4 separate regions of the Mus musculus genome follow, and regions 1, 2 and 3 are each linked to region 4. The links are chromatin loops, found by intact Hi-C in ENCODE. Cell type or tissue: heart. All regions are shown on one strand.

What was found. Hi-C counts contacts between places; a loop is a spot of excess contacts. Peaks named below come from ENCODE experiments on the same cell type or tissue, not always from the same donor. Only the 100,000 strongest peaks of a DNase experiment are listed, where the experiment ranks them.
Region 1: it touches region 4 in a loop (2.4-fold over the local background); 6 of 42 quality-filtered maps call a loop at or near these places.
Region 2: a loop joins it to region 4, with 5 times the contacts of the local background. A loop is called at or near these places in 19 of 42 quality-filtered maps.
Region 3: a loop joins it to region 4, with 4 times the contacts of the local background. A loop is called at or near these places in 9 of 42 quality-filtered maps.

Annotation. Positions count from the first base shown.
Region 1 is chr14:62,972,242-62,977,241 of GRCm38, reverse strand. It overlaps the pseudogene Gm21021. Among named protein-coding and RNA genes, the nearest start is that of Defb48, 9.8 kb to the left of the region's middle. In heart, a CTCF peak has its summit at 1,956 (motif pointing right); no DNase peak of the experiment used is centred here; H3K4me3 peaks cover 245 bases.
Region 2 is chr14:62,935,594-62,940,593 of GRCm38, reverse strand. All of the region lies in intron 6 of Wdfy2 (WD repeat and FYVE domain containing 2), which reads right to left. Among named protein-coding and RNA genes, the nearest start is that of Defb48, 46 kb to the left of the region's middle. In heart, CTCF peaks have their summits at 957 (motif pointing right) and 2,603 (motif pointing right); DNase peaks (open chromatin) are centred at 3 and 3,753.
Region 3 is chr14:62,757,311-62,762,310 of GRCm38, reverse strand. Ints6 (integrator complex subunit 6) reads left to right here and starts at 1,199. Exons shown (of 19, transcript NM_008715.2): 1 at 1,199-1,763; 2 at 2,068-2,145; 3 at 2,961-3,110. The coding sequence starts at 1,653. 4931440J10Rik (RIKEN cDNA 4931440J10 gene) reads right to left here and starts at 1,810. Exons shown (of 7, transcript NR_045503.1): 1 at 1,725-1,810. In heart, CTCF peaks have their summits at 2,376 and 2,629; DNase peaks (open chromatin) are centred at 1,070, 1,640, 2,370 and 2,430; H3K4me3 peaks cover 3,208 bases; H3K27ac peaks cover 2,980 bases.
Region 4 is chr14:62,876,875-62,881,874 of GRCm38, reverse strand. All of the region lies in intron 1 of Wdfy2 (WD repeat and FYVE domain containing 2), which reads right to left. Among named protein-coding and RNA genes, the nearest start is that of Mir6541, 14 kb to the right of the region's middle. In heart, a CTCF peak has its summit at 2,204; DNase peaks (open chromatin) are centred at 1,664, 2,204, 2,644 and 3,574; H3K4me3 peaks cover 549 bases; H3K27ac peaks cover 2,561 bases.

The DNA.
Region 1 (5,000 bases), 95 kb before region 4:
AAATACCTATAAAATAAAAATAAAAATCATTTAAAACCTGCTGTTTCCAGGTCAGGCAGTGGTGGCACACGTCTTTAATCCCAGCACTTGGGTGGCAGAAGAAGGTGGATTTCTGAGTTTGGGGCCACCTTGAACTACAGAGTGAGTTTCAGGACAGCCAGGGCCACATGGAAAAACCCAGTCTCAAAAAAACCAATCCACATTAAAAACTGTAATAGAAACTCAACAGATTCACAACTGGCAACAATGAAGGAAAAAAATTATAAAACAGACAAATTCTCACAGACAGAGCCAATAAATTAAATTAAAAGACAGGACACCAAGAATTTGCAGATCATGTAAGAGTGGAGAGAATAATCCTGGGAGACAGGAGAGAGGAGAGAACTGGAGTAAGGTTAGAAGAAAATAGCTTGGAACAATACTTTAAGTTCATGAGAATTAATCAGAAACATATGAAAACAAAGAAAGAAAGTAGGGGGTGACAGGACGGAGGGAGAACCTCTGAAAGCTAAGAGAAGAGGCTGAAAATCTTACAGCTTCCTTTGGAGTGGGGGGAGTGAGATAAGTTTCTCTGTGTATCTTGGGCTGTCTGAAACTCAGTCTGTGGACCAGGATGGCCTCAAACTCACAGAGATCCACTTGCCTTTGCCTCTCAAGTGCTGGATTGAAAGTCTGCACCACCGCTGCCTGGGACAGCTTCATTAATCAATTCAAAAGGGAAGTTCTTAGCTCTCTTAGAGTTTCTATTGCTGTGACCAAACAGCAAAACCAAAAGGCTAGTTGTGGAGGGAAGGGTTTATTTGGCTTACATTTCCAAAGCATTGTTCATCATTGAAGGGAAGTCAAGACAGAACTCAACCAGGGCAGGAACCTGGAGGCAGGAGCTGATGCAGAGGCCATGGAAGGGCGCTGCTTACTGGCTTGCTCACCATGGTTTGTTCAGCCTGCTTTCTTATAGAACCCAGGACCACAGCCTAGGGATGGCGCCATCCACAATGGACTGGGCTCTCCCGCATTGGTGCTGGGAATTGAACTCAGGACCTCTGGAGCAGCCAGTGCTTTTAACCGATGAGCTGCGTCTCCAGCCCAGCAGAAGGGTATTTGTAAAGGACTACATATGTCACTTCATCTAGCTGTGGGTAGTCAGCTAGCGCTAGAATACTAGGCATGAATCTATGCTAGGAACTGATCCTGGGACTGCTATAAGACAACCAGTGAGCTTAACCGCTGAGCAGTCTCTCTAGTCCCTGCATTTATTTATGTTTGTTTGTTTGCTTGCTTATTTGTGTTTGGGCATTGCTTGCTTTTACGTCTGTGCATCATGTGTAGCCAGTGCTTGCAGAGGCCAGAAGAGGGAGTTGGAATGCTCCCCTGGAACTGGAGCTACAGAAGGTTGGGAAGTACAGTGTACGTGCTGAAAAATTAAACTTGTGTCCTTCGGAAGAGCAGCCCATGCTCTCAAGCCCTGAATGGCCCCTCCATGGCATCTCCACACTCCCTTCTTCCCTCTTTTACACCCACATTTTTCCCACGTCTGCTTCACAGCATCATACCTGTGTCCTGCTTTTCCAAGACTGGCATTCTCTAAAGTAAAACTCTTAGATTCTCTTACTCGTCTTATAAATTATTAATAACAGGTAAGCTTTCACTCACTGAAATTCAAGTCTCAGAAACATACCTACTTAAATAGAATCTACAAGGCCAGTGTTACTACAACTTTGATTAATATTCAATGTCAATTTGCTTTAGAGACAAAATGAAAGACTGATAAAGTGTCAAGTAACAGGATTTATTTGGTCAAAAGAATCGCATCTCAAGCACAGTGAACCAAAAAGTCCCTACAATGCATGCTCTACAGAAAACCCAAGAGAAAATTTTTTACAGGAAATAACTATAAAAGTGCTTTTGCTGTGGGCAGTGAGTTATTGTCTACCTTGCTCAAAGCCAGTGAGTTCCAGCAGAGGGCGCTGCAGGCTTCTCCCAAGAATCCAGGAACTTTCTGGGGTTCAACTTTTATTAGGACCCTAGGCAGTTTCTTCCACATCCGAATTGTCTGTTCTCGGGGTTTCAGCTGGGGGCCCTGGAGGGGGTGGGAGCAGGCGTGGTGGAGGTGGCAGACAAGGACACAGCAGATGAATGGAGACCTCCTGAAGGGTGAGACATTTTGTTCTTCCTGGTGGGCAAATCCATTTCTTCTCGGGGCATCCTCAGATTTCCCTGTGTGTCCACAGTACCCGGGGTCAGCTAGTAGACTGAACGTTAGTAATCAGCTAGAAGCCTCTGCCCTTGCTTGCTCTCCTTGCTTAACTCTTTGTTTCCCCGTCCAGAGCAGACAGGAGCCTGGCAGAATTGGGACGGGGGTAATTGTTCTTGTCAGGACAGTTCTTCCCCTGGTTCACTCTGAACCAGGAATTGTGTCTGAACTGGTGAATCGCAACTGTATCGGCTGGTAGAGTGGGTTCAATTATCCTGAGGTCCAGCGCAGGCTTTGAGCAACTGAGTTCCCCTGTTAGGGGATTTCTTTTGGCTGCTGTATTCTCTTGAGCATCTTCAGTTCCCATGCAGGATCCTGCTGAGTGCTCTCTGCCAGACTTCCCAAACTTGGTAAGAGCCCTGTTTGCTTTGCCTACGGGTCATGGAGACTGTCTTTTTTAGAGATCAGTCTTCTGTATGCATAAAAAGCACCCGGGCAGGCTGCCTCAGGACAGAAGTCACATCTTATATTACCCATCTTATACCACTGGCCATTGCCAGCTTTGACATAACAGAGGTAATGTTCTTTGGGACAAGTAGCACTGACATGGATCGCCACAACATTGAGGGCACACACAAGTGATCCTTTATTAGGCTGAGACATGTATACACTCAAGGGACTTAGGGTAGCTCACTTCCCTGTCTACTTTGTCACCTGTGAAATCTGAAAGTCAATTCAACACCAGCAGGAAACCTTCAACACAGTTTGTGCAGTCAGGGTCTTGGGAGCCTGCACAACTGCCACAGTGGTAGGTCTGCGTAGTGTGGTCTCCCCTGCTCGCCAAAGAATCTTTCACCTTCAGTAAACCCTCTAAGGCTTCGTCCACACTCTGCACCACCTTGATATCCAGGGGGACGTCCAGGAAGGGGTCAAAGGTACCCCAGGTGCCCTGGCAGAGGAGATACTTGATCTGAGATCTTTAGGAACCTCCAAATATCAGCTCATGGCCCAGGGTGCTACCCTCAGACGCTGGTCCCCAGGCAGGCAGGGTGCGTGCCTGACATTCAGAAACTCGTGTGCATCTTCCTGCTTGTGCTTGTGGAAGGCAGAAGTCAACACGAGTGAGTGAGTGAGTCCGGGGTGACTTCCCTGGAGTGGAGGAGACTCTGGATCATGTGAGCGTCCATAGCACACACATGTAACCTCTGTGGCAACAGAAGCTCTGAGAGAGCTCCCGAGACAGCATGTAGTTTGCAAAAGATAGTGTGTCCTACAGTATCAAACATTTAGCCAAGATTTAATTCTTCACTTAAAAATGAACAAGGATGCCCATCTCGCTAGTATGTAAATTTGCTTTTGTTTTTGGTAAATGGTAATATATTATCTATCTATCTATCTATCTATCTATCTATCTAAACACACACATATATACACACACATATATGTTTATATATATATATGTATAAATATATGTTTAGTAAATGGTATATGTATAGTGGAAATATATTGAACATATATACATATATATATATATGAATTGTTTAAAAATAGATTTCTTTTTAAAAAATGTCCTGGTTGGTTTTGGTCAACTTGACACAAGCTAGACCCATCGTGGAAGAGGAATCTCAACTGAAAGAATGATGCTACCACATCTCCTGTGGGCAATTCTGTCGGTGTCTTATTGAATAATGATGGGTATGGGAGGGCCCAGCCCACCAGGGGCAGTGTCATCCCTAAGAAGGTGATCCTGAGTAGTATAGAAATGGTGAGCAAGCCAGGACTGAAGGGGTTGTGGAGAGAAGTTGAAGCTTAGTATCAACAAATGCTTTCCTCGAACACCTACGCTTTATACCTTTATACCTTGGGTCACATGTAGATTTCTTATGCGAAGGGGCTCCCACCGAGTGGGCAAGTTTAAGAAGCCCTGCCCTGGGTGATAGCTTCTCCTCACAGAGCCTGTAGATACTGAATTTCCCCAGCCCTATCCTGTTCTCTTCTCTCTTTTACCCCATCTCTCACTCTATCATGTGTCCTGGATCCTCTACCTAGACCAGATTTCCTCTTTGAACTTCAAGTCCAGATCTCAAATATCTCAAACTCAGCATGGCCAACCTTGGCCTTTTATCAGCCCTCTGTGGCCGGATCCCTCTCTAACTAGGTCCCCGGTGGCACCTGGCACCACCCACCTGTGCACAACTCATTCATCCTTGACAGCTCCCCTCCGGCCTCGCCCACTCCATCAGTGATGCCTTCCGGACCCTTCTGAAACCTGCCTTCCATCTGTCCCCTTCCTTCAGCTCTGATGCTGCCACACTGGCCTAATGACCTTGGCCACTGTGATGCTCATGGAGCCGACTCTCCCCAGAGGCTTCTTTGACAGAGGCGGGAGAGGGATCGTAGACATGCTCATCTGTTTTGTTGTTTCAGTCTGTCTCTTAGCTTCATACACATTGACAGTATTGCTGGCAGAGGCACTTCTTGACTTAAACAGCCCCACCTTCCCATTTGTTCACTAAGTGCTACTCCCTGGGTTGACCCCTCCCTTGGCACACTCATTCCCATTTCGACTTTCCACCTGCTCATTCTTGCCTCTCTCTTGCGACTTAGCTGAAATGTCACTGTTGCAAGAACCATCCTGCCCCACCCCCATGCGTTCATAGTAGCTTGCACTATTTGAGCTTGGCCATCGTCTCCAGGGGAGGTGGAGTTGGCTGTCTGGTGCCTGGTGACACCTGTGTAGTAATGAGCCATCTTGCTGGCCCTTGATAAATATTTGTAGATTGAATGGAACTGCATAAGGAAGTGT
Region 2 (5,000 bases), 59 kb before region 4:
CAGCTGAATAACAGGGAGTGGAAATGAACGCCCTTGGCTGTCTTCCCAGCAGATGAGGCAGGGCCGAGACACCTTCCCTTGAGGAAGCAGTGTTGCTGACGTGAGGCCTTCACCCAGTTGACCCTTTCAGTATTAGATGCCAGGGAATATGAAGAGGCCTCTTCACTAGTGAAGCCACTACACTCAGGAAAACAAGGCAGTGACAGATTTTTTTTATTTCCTATAAAACGTGAAGATGAGCAGCTCAGATTCTTAAACTACAACAGATTTAGACCACTGTGGGCACTGTGAGAAAGAATGGCTTGAAAAGATTCATCAACAGAGACTCAGTGGATGATGGACTCTTCATGAAGCTAGGTAACTACAGAAACACTTCCCTGAACTATTGTATGCTTAACAGCGGAGGAAACTAGCAGGGATGCAGTCAGGGGCAGAACACCTGCCTAGCATGCACACAGCCCACAGAGCAAACTCTAGCAGTGCAAAACAAACACAAAACACCGCAAGGGTTAAAATGGTAAAATCTGTGTTACACAGATTTTTAAAAAGATTTATTTTTATTTATATAAGTACACTGTAGCTGTCTTCAGATACACCAGAAGAGGGCATCAGAACCCCTTACTGATGGTTTTGAGCCACCACGTGGTTGCTGGGAATTGAACTCAGGGCCTTGGAAGAGCAGTCAGTGCTCTTAACCCCTGAGCCATCTCTCCAGCCCATGTTACACATGTTTTATGAATATAATTGTTACTGGTGGAGTCATATCCTATACCATGCATGCATGTTGCATTATTGCTTACTTACTGGATTTACCTAAATGCTATCTGAATATTTACATTTGTTTATATTAAACTGAATATTATAAATTTGCTAAAATAAGCATTTTAATAGCTATCCATATTTTTTCATTTTTTTCATCTTTTACAATGTACGTGAGTACCTTCATGCAGGTGCCTGTGGGGGCCACAAGGGGGTGCCAGATTCCTGAAGATGAAGTTACAGGTGTCATAGGCCTCTTACTGCGAGTGCTGAGATTCCAGCTCTAGTCCTCTTCGAGAGCAGCAGGCTTAGCTGCTGTGTAGACATCTCTCTGGCCTTTCTTTACTATTATTATTATTTTTTTTTAACAACAGGGCTCATGCTGGCCTCCAGCTCTGGCTAAGTAACTCCCCTGCTGTAGCCTCCTGGGTAGCTATGTAATGCCACCCCTTGCTCCACATTTTTATTGTTTCATAGACAAGAATGGCAAATGTAGAACTGGGCCAGAGGCTAAATGGTTTTAGAAACCTGATACCTGTTACCAAAATGCTTGTTTTGGTAATATTTTTGAGACATATACAAAAGCCTTGCAAAACTGAACTCAGAGTTAGAAGCTGCTGGGTCTGCCTTTGCCAAAGCGTGACAGGTAACTTCCTCACAGTAAGTTGGGCAGGCTAATAATTAGCTTACAGAGGGCCTGAGCCAGTACTCAGACCACAGTGCTTCTTAAATTAAAAAAAAAAAAATTCATCAAAGTCAGTACATTACACTCCAGGCTGAATTGAGGAGAACTTGTGAACTCCCCTTCTAGGGGCCCCTCTCTTCCTGTTTAAATTTATTAAATGTATGTGTGGGTGTTTTGTCTGCATATACACCATGTGCATGCCTGATGCCTATAAAGCCCAGAAGAGGGCATTGGATCTCTTGGAAGTAGAGTTACAGATGGCTGGGGATTGAACCTGGGTCCTCTGGAAGAGCAGTCAGCGCTCTTAACTGCTGAGCCATCTCCAGTGGTTAAGACCCGATCCACCTCCACTCCTTTAGGTGCCATTAACTCCACTGCCCTGCAAGCTTCTCTCCGACTGCACTAAAGAGGCTCCCTTACTGCTTGCAAGCAGCCCATGGGCTGTATCAGGGCTTCACGGCACTTCCGCCCACATAATCTTGATGAATTATCCGCAACTGTTTGTCTGATGGGATTCCAGGTTGGTCTGAAGGGGAGTAAAGGTAAGGATTACACTTCTTTTACTGACCTCAGAGAGCAAGCTGATGCTGGTCAGCTCAGGGGCAATCTACACACAGAGTCAGACCTCACAGAAAGATGGGTGCAAGTGCCCATTTAGCTAAAGCTAAAGTTCTCAATGTAACAGTTTGAAGACACACATTCACATAGGAATTTCTTGGCTTGCTCAGTTGCTTTTATTGTAGTCAACACTATTCCTTTGGATTCTCCTTAACAGTGAGTAAATAGGACTGAACCTGTGACCAGAAGGCTTTGATGGATTAAATTCAAACCCTCCTGTTTCTCATTTGTCCATGTTCATCAGAGCACTTCTTGGATTGGGCGTGGTGGTTCACACCAGTAATTCCAGCACACTTGGGAGGCAGAGGCAAGAGCATTGCTATGAGTTTGAGACTAGCCTGAGCTGTACAGTAAGACCTTACCTTACAAAGCTAAATTACACAAATAAAGAAGATGTTGCTGATGGTCAAACTTACAGTGGTCAAAATAGGATTTACCGATTTGTTCAGCTCAAATTTAGAGGTTTTTAGTAGAAGTGTGTATCAAGAAACTACTTTAAAAAAGAATCCTGATATTTGACTTTTAGCTCCAGGAAAAACAAAACAAAACCAGCAGAGGGGGCTAAGAACACAAAATTCCTTCCCCAGATCTCCACTGATATTGCTGTAGAGGTGGGCTGATCGTGCCCCAGTCCACATTCCCAGTTGACTTTCTACCCCAGTAGAGAACACACGGAGCCAATGGCCAGCGCTCCTCATCAGTCAGAACAACAGATCCAAGGCCAGGGCTCCCCATGAAGGAGAACAATGGGAACAATGCTCAGGGCTGCCCTGAAAGAAAAGAAAACCATGGAGCAAATGGCCATGGCTCCGCACGAAGAAGAATGTTGGGGTGAATGACAATGGCCCCATCTACAGACACCGAGGACCTCCTGAGACACGGATGGAAGAGACACCTCCTTACCCTAATGGATCTTACTTTGGTCTCTGTTTGATCGTTATTTAAAAGCCTCTTCTAGGATTGGTATCTGGCCAAATCTGGGACTGCACAGGCACAGAAGAGGAGGCCCCTACACAGGAAGAGCTTAACCCTGTAAACTGAGCCTTCAAGGTAGCTGTGCTGTGCCAACTGGTGCAGCTCCCTTCTGTACGAAGCACCTTGACTGCTACATTTGCTCTCACGTGAGATAACAACCTTCCTGAGCCATGCTATCTGCCTCAAAGATACTTCATGATAAAAATGAGATGAGACTGCTTCAAACTACGAGAAAGGTGAAGACCCAATACCCAAGTAGCACATAAGAGCAAGCATGCATAAAACACAACTCTCGGCCATATCTAGCCAAAACCATGGTGGTTAGAAACAGCTGCTCACCCCGTGGACTCAGCAATAAGAACTCAGGGGACCCAAGTGGCTTCTACAGAGGCCAATTCTGCCTAAATCAAATCTGGCTAGTTACCAGGCATATCCTTCCTGCAACCCCCTGCTCCAGGCCTCACCGACACTAGGCAAATACCCTACCCACTGAGGTACACTCATAGTCCCCACTGCGATGATTTTTCAACATCCTACATTTTATCTGCAATCTATCTATTCCCCTCCCCTACAGGAAAAGCCCATTTTAAGACATGGTTTCTGGAGCTGGGGAGATGGAGCAGCTAAGAGTGTAAGCTGCTTTTAAAGACCAGGATGTTGCAACTCCCGCTCCTGGGGATTGGATGACTGTTTCTTGGCTTCAAACTCATTGTTTTTTCAAGGACAGCTAAGTAAGTCCAGGATAAGCCTTAGGATCTAAAGTGACTATGGCTTTCTTACTGGCTACCTTGCCACAACTGGGTCCAGTCTTCCTTCAGACAGACAGGTGTGTCCTCAGAGGGGTGAGCAGCAGTGCCAGCACTCAGCAAAGGCTCTTTGATCTCTGTGCCCTGGTTGTGCCAGTGTTCTTCTGGGCACCCTCTTGCTCCTTCCCTAAGAATCCAGCTCTCACTCATTCCCAAGGATTTCCGGTCAAGCACCAGCTCCCCCGGATGGAGCCCTGGTGCTCCTTCCCATCCTCTGTCAGCAGCAGCATTGCAGCTCAGCCTGTCTCTCTCCCTCCGGACTGCGAGAGATTTGAGGACAACGATGCTTCTCTTTCTGACCAAGAGCATTCATTGAGATCAACTCCACAGAGCAAAGGGTCAGGAGAAGGGGAACTGAGGCAGACTTAGGGATTCTGAGAACAGCCAGAGGCAGAAGGCAAGCATGGAGGCAGAGTGTGCTATCCAACGACATGAATGAAGGCAGCAACGGCAGAGACAAGCGGCCACCATGGAAGATGCTGTCAAACTTTAAGCACGACAAAGTTTTAAACACATCCCAGCAGACCGTGGGTCACCTCAGGGAAAGCACCTCAAATGAGGTAACAGATACAAACCAGAGGTAAAGGGCTGGAAGGCAAATGGGAGCTGACACCTCTGGAGGAGCCGGGGGCATGGCATTCCTGTAAGAACTGCTGCTGCCGTGGGTGTGCAACAGTCCTTTTGCAATGGAAAGTGCTAGATGATCCCACTTACTTGGTCACACTCACAGAAAGAACCAAGGCTCCTGGAGGAGGGACTAACATCAAAGGGTAGAGGGCTGCAGCCTCACAAGGTGAAGCGTTTTGGGACGGATGCTGGTGATGGTGACACAATAATAGCAATGTACTTCACACCACCAAACTATTTAAAAATGGTTAAAATAGAACATTTTATGTTTTACAAATCATATAATTTAAGAATATATTATAAGAGTTATGGGAATTGCTACAGGAGGCTACAGAGAGGACAGAGAGGGCTTGAAAAATAAGTGTAATAATAAATGGAGAGATGCTAGTGCCCAAAGGAAGTCTATGTTGATGTGAGGATCCTGAGAATTAGCCTGGGCCCACAGGAAGGCTGGCTCCCATAAAGAAGTAAGAAGAGACAAAAGAAAGGTTTGTTTCGGTATGTAGCAGAGTACAGAACAGGCAGGTGGC
Region 3 (5,000 bases), 120 kb after region 4:
GTCACTACAGATGCCCAGCAGGCCAGAATTTCAGCAGAGAAAATCCGGAAATGCAGGGCCAGTGGGAGAAGCCCTACAAATACCGACTCTTAAAAGGCCTCAATGTTCCGAATTCAACTCATATTTCAGGCAGCGGGTCTTGCAGTTTCCCAACTACATTTGAGAACAATTCTCCGGACTTGCAGGTGCAGACTGAAGACTTAATATGACAGGGGTTGAGAATGTTTTCCGACACAACACTGGCAAAGACTTGAGAGGCGGGTTTCCCAGGAACCTATCTATTCTCTGGGTCACCTGCGCAACGTGGTCATCCCTTTTCACTTTTAAAACGAGGGCAGTGGATTAGGATTTGGAAGGCCCCCCTTTCATTTCTTAATCTAGTCTAGTGCCTTAACACGATTTGAAGAGAGAACTAGGTTGGAGAGGACAGTTGCTTTACTAGTCCACATCTGAGTTCCGCTTCGGGTTTGCAGGGTTGGGTGAGGCACTCCAGGGCTGGCTTCCTTTTCGGTGGATCCTCTGACCGGCTAGAGCCGGAGCCGAAAGACCGGCGGGGATTAATACCAGGTCATAAACAACCTCTCACTTCCCCTCCCCCGCCCCCTCCGGGCCGCCCCAAGGCCCGGCCTGCTGCAGCCGCGTGGGCCTGCGCGCTCCCGTATTCTTCGTCCGTTCACCCTTCTTGGCCCTGCGTTCTCAAATCGCGACGCAGGGCCCTCACCCACAGGTTGGGGGCGGCTTCCACTTCCCTTCTCCCGACCCTGTCACCGCGCACAGCCAAAAGGCCGGCCGCCTTGACACACACGCCTAGGGCCGCTGCCCGCCCTCCGCGCGCCGACGCAGTCCCCGCCCCAACCCGCGGTGCTTCCGCGGCCTGTCCCCGCCCCTTCCCGAAGCCCGCCTCCCGGCTGCGGGCTTCGGGCCGCCCGCCGCCCCTTGCGCGCTGGCTCTAGCGTGCACCCGCTGCCCCGCCTCCGCGCGTGCTCAATAACTGTCCTCTCGGTCGGCCTGCAGGCTTCCCCCGCCCCTGAGCTGTTTGAATATGCTAATGAGGCTGTAAGGACCAGCCAATAGGGCAGTGGGCCTGTGGATCACATGACCCGAGTACGTGTCAGGGGCGGAGCCTACGTAGCCCCTGCCCGAGTTAAAACCGGAGTGTGAGAGAGAAAAGCGCTTCAGTAGCGAGAGGGGCTGAGAAAGTGGTGACACCGCTGGGGTGCGGAGGGAGTCTCTCAAACTTCTCTCAACAGCCCCAGGGCCAATCTCCCCTCAGCCCACTCCCCTCTTCGCCAGATCCCTGGTCCCCACTCCCTGCACTGGGGGTGGGGTGGGGAACTGGGCCCGTCTCCCGCGGGGACACACACAGGGTCCGGGAGTGGGGACGGGACCCCCAGGCCGGGGGGGACGGACGGACAGACGGCCGCGCGGCCGCCCCAGCGGGCAGGCAGGCCGGAGGCGGGGGTACGGCCGGGAGGACCTGGGCTGGGGAGTTTCCTCTCAACTATCGGGGGAGAAACTCCCCATAGCTGGTGTTTTCCTCCCGGGGGCCGCGTTCCCCGCCCCGCGTATCGGCGGTTGCCGCCGCCGCCGCCGGTGCTTCCACCTCTGCCATCTCTTCACCACCTCGGGCCCCGGTGTCCCCGGCCAGCACTATGCCCATCTTACTGTTCCTGATAGACACGTCTGCCTCTATGAACCAGCGCAGCCATCTGGGCACCACCTACCTGGACACGGCCAAAGGCGCGGTAGAGACCTTCATGAAGGTACCGACTAACCCAGCCCCGGTGGTGACCCGGACCCGGTGGCCCGCGGGGGGCAGGGCGGGGGGCAGCGGGTTTACTGCGGGCTCCGCGGGCGCGGGGACCCCTCCCCCACCGCGCGGGCGGGCGGGCGCTGGGAGCGGGCTCTGCTGGGCCTGGCCCATGTGGGGCTGCTGTGGGTGCGGGGGGCGGCGGAGGGACGGCCCTGCGTGTGCGGTACTGTGGGGGCGGCCAGCGACCCTTCTGCGACTGGTAACCTCGCCTCTGTGTTTCCCTCTCTCCCGCCCGTCCCCACCCTGGCCCGCAGCTCCGTGCCCGGGACCCTGCCAGCAGAGGAGACAGGTATATGCTGGTCACTTTCGAAGAGCCGCCCTATGCTATCAAGGTAACAGCCCTCGCCCTCCCCCTCCCTTCCCTGATCCTGCCTAGCTCGCCCTCCCCGCCCCCTCTTCATTATGCTCCCCTCCCCCACGGCCGCTCCCGCCTCCAGGTCCCTTCCCCGCGGCCTCCCACCCCTCCCCAGCCCGGGAGCGTCAGCGAGGTGGCAGTTTCTGGCCCACCGCCGTCCCCTCCGGGTCCTGCTCGGCCTGGCGGCGGAGGCGCTACGATCAACATGGCCGACATTTCCCCTCCGCGGCGTGAGCGGCAGCAATGAACTGTGGGGGATATTTATTCAAGTTAGCCCGAGTGACAGCGGGGCCCAGCCTTGCCTAGCCCGGGTTTGCATTAAAAGGGAATCAGCCAAAGCTGGCAGGGAAGCCTGGAGGGGGGCTTCGAGACTTGGTCATCACAGAGTGGAACTAGGAAGGCCACCGATCGGTGGGACAGCTGTGGTCAACTTAAGAAGTCCTGCTGCCATCTGCCTCCCACTAGCACCGTCGCAACACCCGTCCCTTGCACACAATTTGGAGGATGTTATGTTAGCAAATTTCCCAGTGAAGTTATTAAAGTATTAAGACGGTTGTTAACTTAACAAAAGGTGTAGGGCAAGCAGGTTCATTCTTGGCCACCTTTGGAAGAGTTTCCTCACCAGAGACAACAGTTATAACACATTCCCCAAGCCATATCAAGCAAAAGTGAAGTTAAATATGCAAACCTGAAATGGAATACCTACTTGGTGGACATCACATTGTAATCGGTGTCCATGTGTGTACATGACTTCAAATGATAAAAAAAAAAATCTTACATCTTTCTTTTCAGGCTGGATGGAAAGAAAACCATGCAACGTTTATGAATGAACTGAAAAACCTTCAGGCAGAAGGACTTACGACTCTTGGCCAATCCCTAAGGACAGCTTTTGATTTGTTAAATTTAAATAGATTAGTAACTGGCATAGACAACTATGGGCAGGTAGGTTGAATACTAAGGTAGAAAAGAGTTGTTTTTATTTTTGTGTACAAAACCACAATCCAGTCCAAAAGTATGTAACATGGAATGCAAGTATAAAACATTGGAGGTTGAACAACAGTGCACACCGTTCAAAACATCTAAGGTATTATGGCCGCATATCCCCCACGCCCCTTTAAATGTATTTGCATTCAGAATTCAAATCTGAATTCTTGGCTAGAAAGTTGACACACATTTGGTTTCAGTCCCTCAGAGTTCATAAAAAAGACATAAAAGGGAAGGTGTCCTGCCTCAATGTATCAGTCTGAGTTTCCTGTAGGCACATATGCAACCATTGAATGGGCCACAGCCATTAGCTGACTTCGTAGTTGCTTCTATATTATAAAGATATTGGAAGAAATGATTTTTAGACAAGGGTTTAGCTTAACCTCGATTGTAAACTCAGGCAAGAGTTTTCAGTGGTGTGCAGTAACTGGTTGACTGCATTCAGTACGAAGCTTGAAATCAATGACAGATTCAGAAGTTCTAAAGTTTAAAAATTCTAAACCCTTGGGAAGATGTTTTCTGCAAAACATGAAAATTTGCCTGTCTTCCTGAAGCTCCCTAAGGTTGCTTTTTTCATCTGTGAGGATGGGACAAGAGCTTTAAGTCACAACAGTCATTGACCAATGTTACTAACTTAGGACATTGCTCTCCTAGAAATGCAAGATGCCAAAGGATATGCAGTGGTGTACACAAGGAATAATATTACACCCAAGGACTTCAGTACGCAAAGCACTATTACCATAATGCTATATTTAGGAATATATGTTATATACTTTTCCCAAGTTCCATAATGCACAGTTCTCGTGAATTTTGAACATTTTAAAGAATTTTTTTCTGTGACTTCAAGCTATATGCCTCACTTGGGGATAATTCTTAAACATCTTTAGAAATGATTGATTTTGGTCTTACAGCATTTAAAGTATGCATTACAAATCAGATTTCTCTGGAAATCATTTCCATCATTTAAATAGGTAATCATTTTAACGTACATTTTTGTTGTTGTTACTTTATAACTCTTTGCCACTTGTTGGTCAGTTTTTGTAAAAGCAGTTTTTTTCCTTTGTTGGCTATAATGCTACTGTCTTTATCATTTAACATTTTAATCCAAGGTTACTGAGTTCAAAGACACCTTTGAAACTTGCTATTTAGTTCCTTTATTTCGTTTGTCAGGTCGTGTGTTATAGAACTATCAATTTCCTGTTTTTCTGTGTCACATTTCATAAGAGAGAAGGACATTTGGATATGTCCACCTCTCATATTTTTAAAACGTGGCATAAAGTCCTTTAGGAGGATTGTTTGCCACGGAGAGATTTGAGGGCATTTGTATACTTTTGTAGGAAGTTTAAGGCTGCAGGGAGACCTGTGCTGTATCACTTTGACCAGAAGGAAGAAAGCCCTGGAGATTGTGATGCTCTCATTGCCAGGCAGCAAGGATGCTGCCTCTTAGTTACTGGAGTGAGTCAGCTAGGGTTCAAGAAGTGATAGTAATGCTTTTGCTTATATCCTGAACTAATAATGAAACTAGCATTAAAATAATTTAAGAAGCAATGATTTCTAAATAAATAGCAGTTTTTATTTGAGTAAAGTCTACCTTGAAGGAAACATGCTTCTGGATTTTTTTTCATCATAGAACCATTTTTGTTTATTTAAGTATTTGGTATTTCCCATTTATACAAAGATTATTAGAAGTTTGGATGGTTGAAATATTTAATACTAAATATCATTTGGATATTTGGAAAATAACTTGTAGGATGGGTTTATTCTGTAACCCTAGTATTTTTTTTTTATATATATAAGCATTTCATGCTGAATAGTAGGAATACTGGATATATTCTCAATAGTTGGAGA
Region 4 (5,000 bases):
TTTGGGCTATACCAAATAGCATGTTCTACACTGTCAGTAAATACTTGAGCTTTTTTAGTTACTGAGCAAAACAAAGCCATAAGCCAGGCCAAACACAATTCACTGGTGGGAACCACAAACTGATGACATCCTTAGCTTACTGGAGGAAGCTAGTGCTCTGCTAAGAAGATGCTTAAAGAGGAAAGGGGTAGACAATGACAAGAGATGGCAAAATAATTATGAATATGTATGAAAATGATACAATGATGTCTATTATGTATAATTAGTATATGCTAGTGAAAACATTAAAAAAAATAGTATGTGTCAAAGGTTTAAGAGCTAGTTCAAAGGTTATCAGGCCAGACACAGAAGTGGGCAGTAAAAAACTTTCAAAGAGACTTAAAAGCCGTCCCCAGATAACTGGCTCTGGATCTGCAATATTCTAACCATCCACAGTCACAAAAATTTATCAGTGATTCAAGCACTAACACAAACCCTGCTTTCTCGCCACCCCCCTACTACCTCCAGAAACTTCAACTTACACCAGGCAAAAAAAGGGGGGGGTAAAATAACTGGGGGTTTTGCTGAGTGGCAGAACACTGTCTAACTTGTACAATCCCTCTCCAGATCCCCAGTGAAGGGTTAATAACTAAAACAAGGAACTTGAGACAGCAGAGAAGGACTCCACACAGGGATAGGAGCACCTGCCTGAGAAGACAGCCAACATCCAGGACATCTGCTGAACCCATTTAGCCTTGGACCTATAAGGGACACATCCACTGATAAAACTTCCCCCGCAAAAGTTCCCCCTTCTGTCCTATAAAGCCGCAAGCCCCTGTACCTGAGCCATAGACCCCACTACCACGGAGAGACCGGCGCTCTTCATCTGTTCTGCTGAGGTTGGTTTACTCTTCCTTTTATTTCCATGTTGCCTTGATCAATCCCAATCTAACAGAGCAAGAGGGTGAGGAAGAGGGGTAGGGAGAGAGCAAGCCAAGGGTCTGAAACCACAAGGATGGTGTTGGTTTTTAGCAGTTGGGAAGTGTTTCATCAGCCCTGGATGCTGGCTGGCTGTGGGTATCTGTGAGCAGTGGCGCTTTTCACTAGTAAGTGATATTTCTATGGAAGGCAGTGTTTACCTTGGACAGTTCAATCTGGGCTGTCCACCTACCTGGTATTCATTGTGAGGTGTGAGCTGGGCTGAACAGTGCTGAGATCAGTAAGTAAGAAAGAGAAGGCTGCTGTGCGGCCCCCTGAATAGCATCAACTGTTCACCTAGCCAAGGGGTATGGAAGAAAACCACAGGGTAGGTCACTGAAGAGCACACAGAATGTGCCCTGATTTGAGATCTAGAAAGTCAGGGCACTGTCAACAACATGCTTAAGAACTACGCCAAATTCACAGTAACCACACAATGAAATACTATCTTCAGAGCTCTTTTTTTTTTTTCCTGAGGAGGAAAAAGGAGGGCTAAGGGTGTCAACAAACATTGTACCACAGGTTGCTAAGCTACTGGAAAAAAATGGTCTATCCATGTTGAAATCTAGGCTTTAAAAAATGTGCCTGAGAATGAAGCAACCTTCATTAGTTACCATGGCAACGAGCCTCATTTCCCTGAGGACAATTGTTTTTGTATCACTGAAGTAACTTGGGGTGAGGGGTAGAGAACAAATTCCATTGTGTGTGGTAGATCTGGATTTCTAGGGAATGCCTCTCCAATAGATTAGTCACTGCAGCAGCAATACTCGGGCCAGGAACCTCCCCCTAGCAATCTGCTAGTAGGGAAAGTTTAAGCAATGGGATGTCAGGCAATGCCTTCTGGTAGTTTTTATAGTAATTTGTTTAAGGGATACAAAATGTTTCAAATGAAAAGGACAACTACAGAGATTCTGAGAAAGTGTAGGTGAAAGATTAAAGAAGAAAGCTCTCTCTTTGCTTAGTAGATTTCTGACCACCATGCCATTCCTAAGGGCACATTCAGCTCACACAGCAAATAAACTAAATCCGATCTTCATCAATGCCCAATATATTTTTGGTGCCCAGAAGCTTCCAGAGCATAAAGGCAGTTCAAGTTGGTGCCACTCAGTCCCTGGTCCCTTCTTCCACACAGTTCAATGCTTCTAATCAAGAAGCTTACTATAAAAGATTCACACACAGCTTTGCTGACTCACAGACACCGGAATGTTCTCAGATGCAGCAACTCTCTCTCACGGGCCCCATCTGTTGGTGGCTGAAGAAAACATGTAGTGCGCTACAGCCCAGCAGGCATCCCCGGCTTGAGTGGAATTACTTACTGCTCAGCAAACATTATCAGCCTTTGAAGTCACACAGGAGCCAGGGAGGTGTACACATGACAGCCACCTCCCCTGGGCATTTTAACCACCTGAGGCATGTCTCTCTTCCTCCAAAGTAAAAAGGTTCTGGGAGAAGCTTAACAGTTTACGTTGGTTACAAAAAAACACATGCAAGTGGCATGGTTGTCAGCTTTGAAAGTACTTTTAAATGGATAAAACAGACCCTAAAAATGAAGATAAGGGGACCCATATGACAAGTGCACACACGAGGAAGACAACCGCACTCATGCAATGAGGTTTAGGGTTCCTACAGGAAGTGCCATGATGGGAGTAGGAATAAACCCTTGGTCCAGCTCTGCTAACTGGGTCACTGTGAGCATGCCCAGTGCTGCTGAGTTTCCCTGCCACCCTGACTGTAAACTGGAATGGTGCTGTGGACAAGTAGATACAGGCTAAGACTTTTTCTAGCTCCAGTTTTTGGGCAATATCGTAAGTAGATTTTTTTTTCCTGTTTCTACTGTGTGCTGTTTTAATGTGAGCAAGTACTAGAACACAGAAGCAGGTTCTCTGGCCAGAGTCCTGGATGTCAGTCAGGGCCCTGGAGGAAGCCTCGTGGGCTTTACTGAGTAGCCGTGGTAGTAAGCAGTAGCCACGTCTACAAACTGCCCCTGTGCTGTGATCTAGCCTTTATGTGGTCTGTTCCTTCAAGCTGTGATCTGACTTTAGTGGTGGGTGTGACCCTCACTGCTTTGGGCTTCTGGCTTCTGGGACACCCTCCTACTTGTGGTGTTTCTGCATATTACTTCTCTTTGAAGAACCCCCATTTGAGGCCTTTGGGGCTCCTCAGGCAAAGTGAAGCTCCAGGATCACCCTGCACCTTGCACAAGTCTCCGTGAGGACATGGTATCAGCTGCCAGCACTGATCAGCAAGGCTGTCCACCTGGCAGACAAGGAGCCCTCTGACAACTCTGCAAATTTTTCTTGAGTATTTTTATATTTAATTCTTAAATATATGTCTGGATTTACATGTTATAATACTGATATTTTTACCACATACAGTATTTAACACAGGGAACTTGCTTTCAAAAGGTTAAGTGAATATATAAAAGGAAAAGAAAAACAAAAAATAAAGAGGAAATAAACGTATTTTGATACAGTGAGGAGCAGGAGTGCTGTGACAGGGATCAGAGGCCGGCAGAGTCCTGGATATTAGCCGTGTCATCTGTCCTCTCAGGAACCCTCACAGCAAAAGAAAGAGTGGAAACCTTGGCCCTAAGAGAGCCACTTGTGCTTATCAGCACCGCCCAGAGGGAAAGCTCTGACATCATGAAGGGAGGAAAGGTCTATATTTAAATATTGTCCCTGGTTCCACCCAGTCAGGAGAATGGTCTGTTTTATCATGCCAGTATATTCCTGTTACCTGGGACAGTGGCAGGCATGGAATGAAGGCTCCAGAGGAGCTTCATGGAACACTGCGCAGCAAGAAAATCGACTCAGAGTGTCCTGGCTGTCAGTGCCCCAGATCTGCACGTGGAGCCAACTGCTCTCAGGTTCTTTCTGATGATGAAAATGTTCCGGAAGGAAATGGTGCTGCTGCCTTTACAATGCTGGTTATCTATGTAAAGTCACCTAAAACATACACTTAAAACTGCAGGTGGGTATGTGTGGTAAAAAATAAAAACAAATAAGTAAATGGCATACAGCTGTAATCCCTGCACTCAGGAAGTAGAGGCAGGAGGATCACTGTAAGTCCACAGCCAGCTTGATCTATGTACAAAACTGCAGGCCAGCTAGAGAGATCCTGTCTTTAAAAAACCTAACTAAATACAACTCAGTGGAATAACTACCTTCCTAGAATTGCTATCTTCAGAGAGTTGCCAATAACATAGCATTCAGAATACAACAGCAAGTCCAGGGGCCCAAAGCCATCCTGGCTGAGAGTGGATAGCAGAACCCACTTGGTCACTGCAGAGCAGGGCAGCATTAAATTCAACTGAAACATGGGCTGGAAGAATTAGATATGATGCCCTAAGAAAGAAGGGACAAAAAGAGTTTCTGAACCTCGGTTGATCATGACAGGGGATATTTCCAAATACTGCCTTTGACAGTCGTAACAACTGGGGTACAGGAAGGAAGAAGGAATTGTTCTAGTCTGTAAGCTTACTATAACAGGTTTAGTAACCCGTATTTTAAAAACAAGAAAACATAGGCAACACAAAACAAAACACAAAGTCTCTTCCAAGAGAGAACTATGAGAACAGACAGCTCAGTGAGTTGAAGCAGTGTGACAGAGGACGACCTGACAGAAGCCATCAATACCAGGAAAGGAGGAGTGTACACCAAAAAACCAAAACCAACCAAACCAACCAACCCTGCCAATGTGTTCTCGAGTAAGCAACCACAGATCCCAAACCCAAGCCATGGAAAGGTTTGTAATAATTTACCTCCAAGTTTTAGCCCTAAGAGCGTCTGTTAGACTCTGAAGGCCCCCCGGAACCCATTTAATGGCACACTGGTTTGAATACAGAAGCAACGGCAAAGTCTGCTCAAGATGCTTAATGGAGGTCTCAAGGGTGAGCTTGAGGTGTGCTGGTGAGTAACAATAAACCCCACCCTGAGAAAAGCTGCTGGCAAAGGAAACCTGTCTGGAGATAAGATTTCTTTAAAAAGAGGCGATCAGTGCAAAATCTAATTGCATCATCTGAAAAAGTCTCCACTATCCTATCT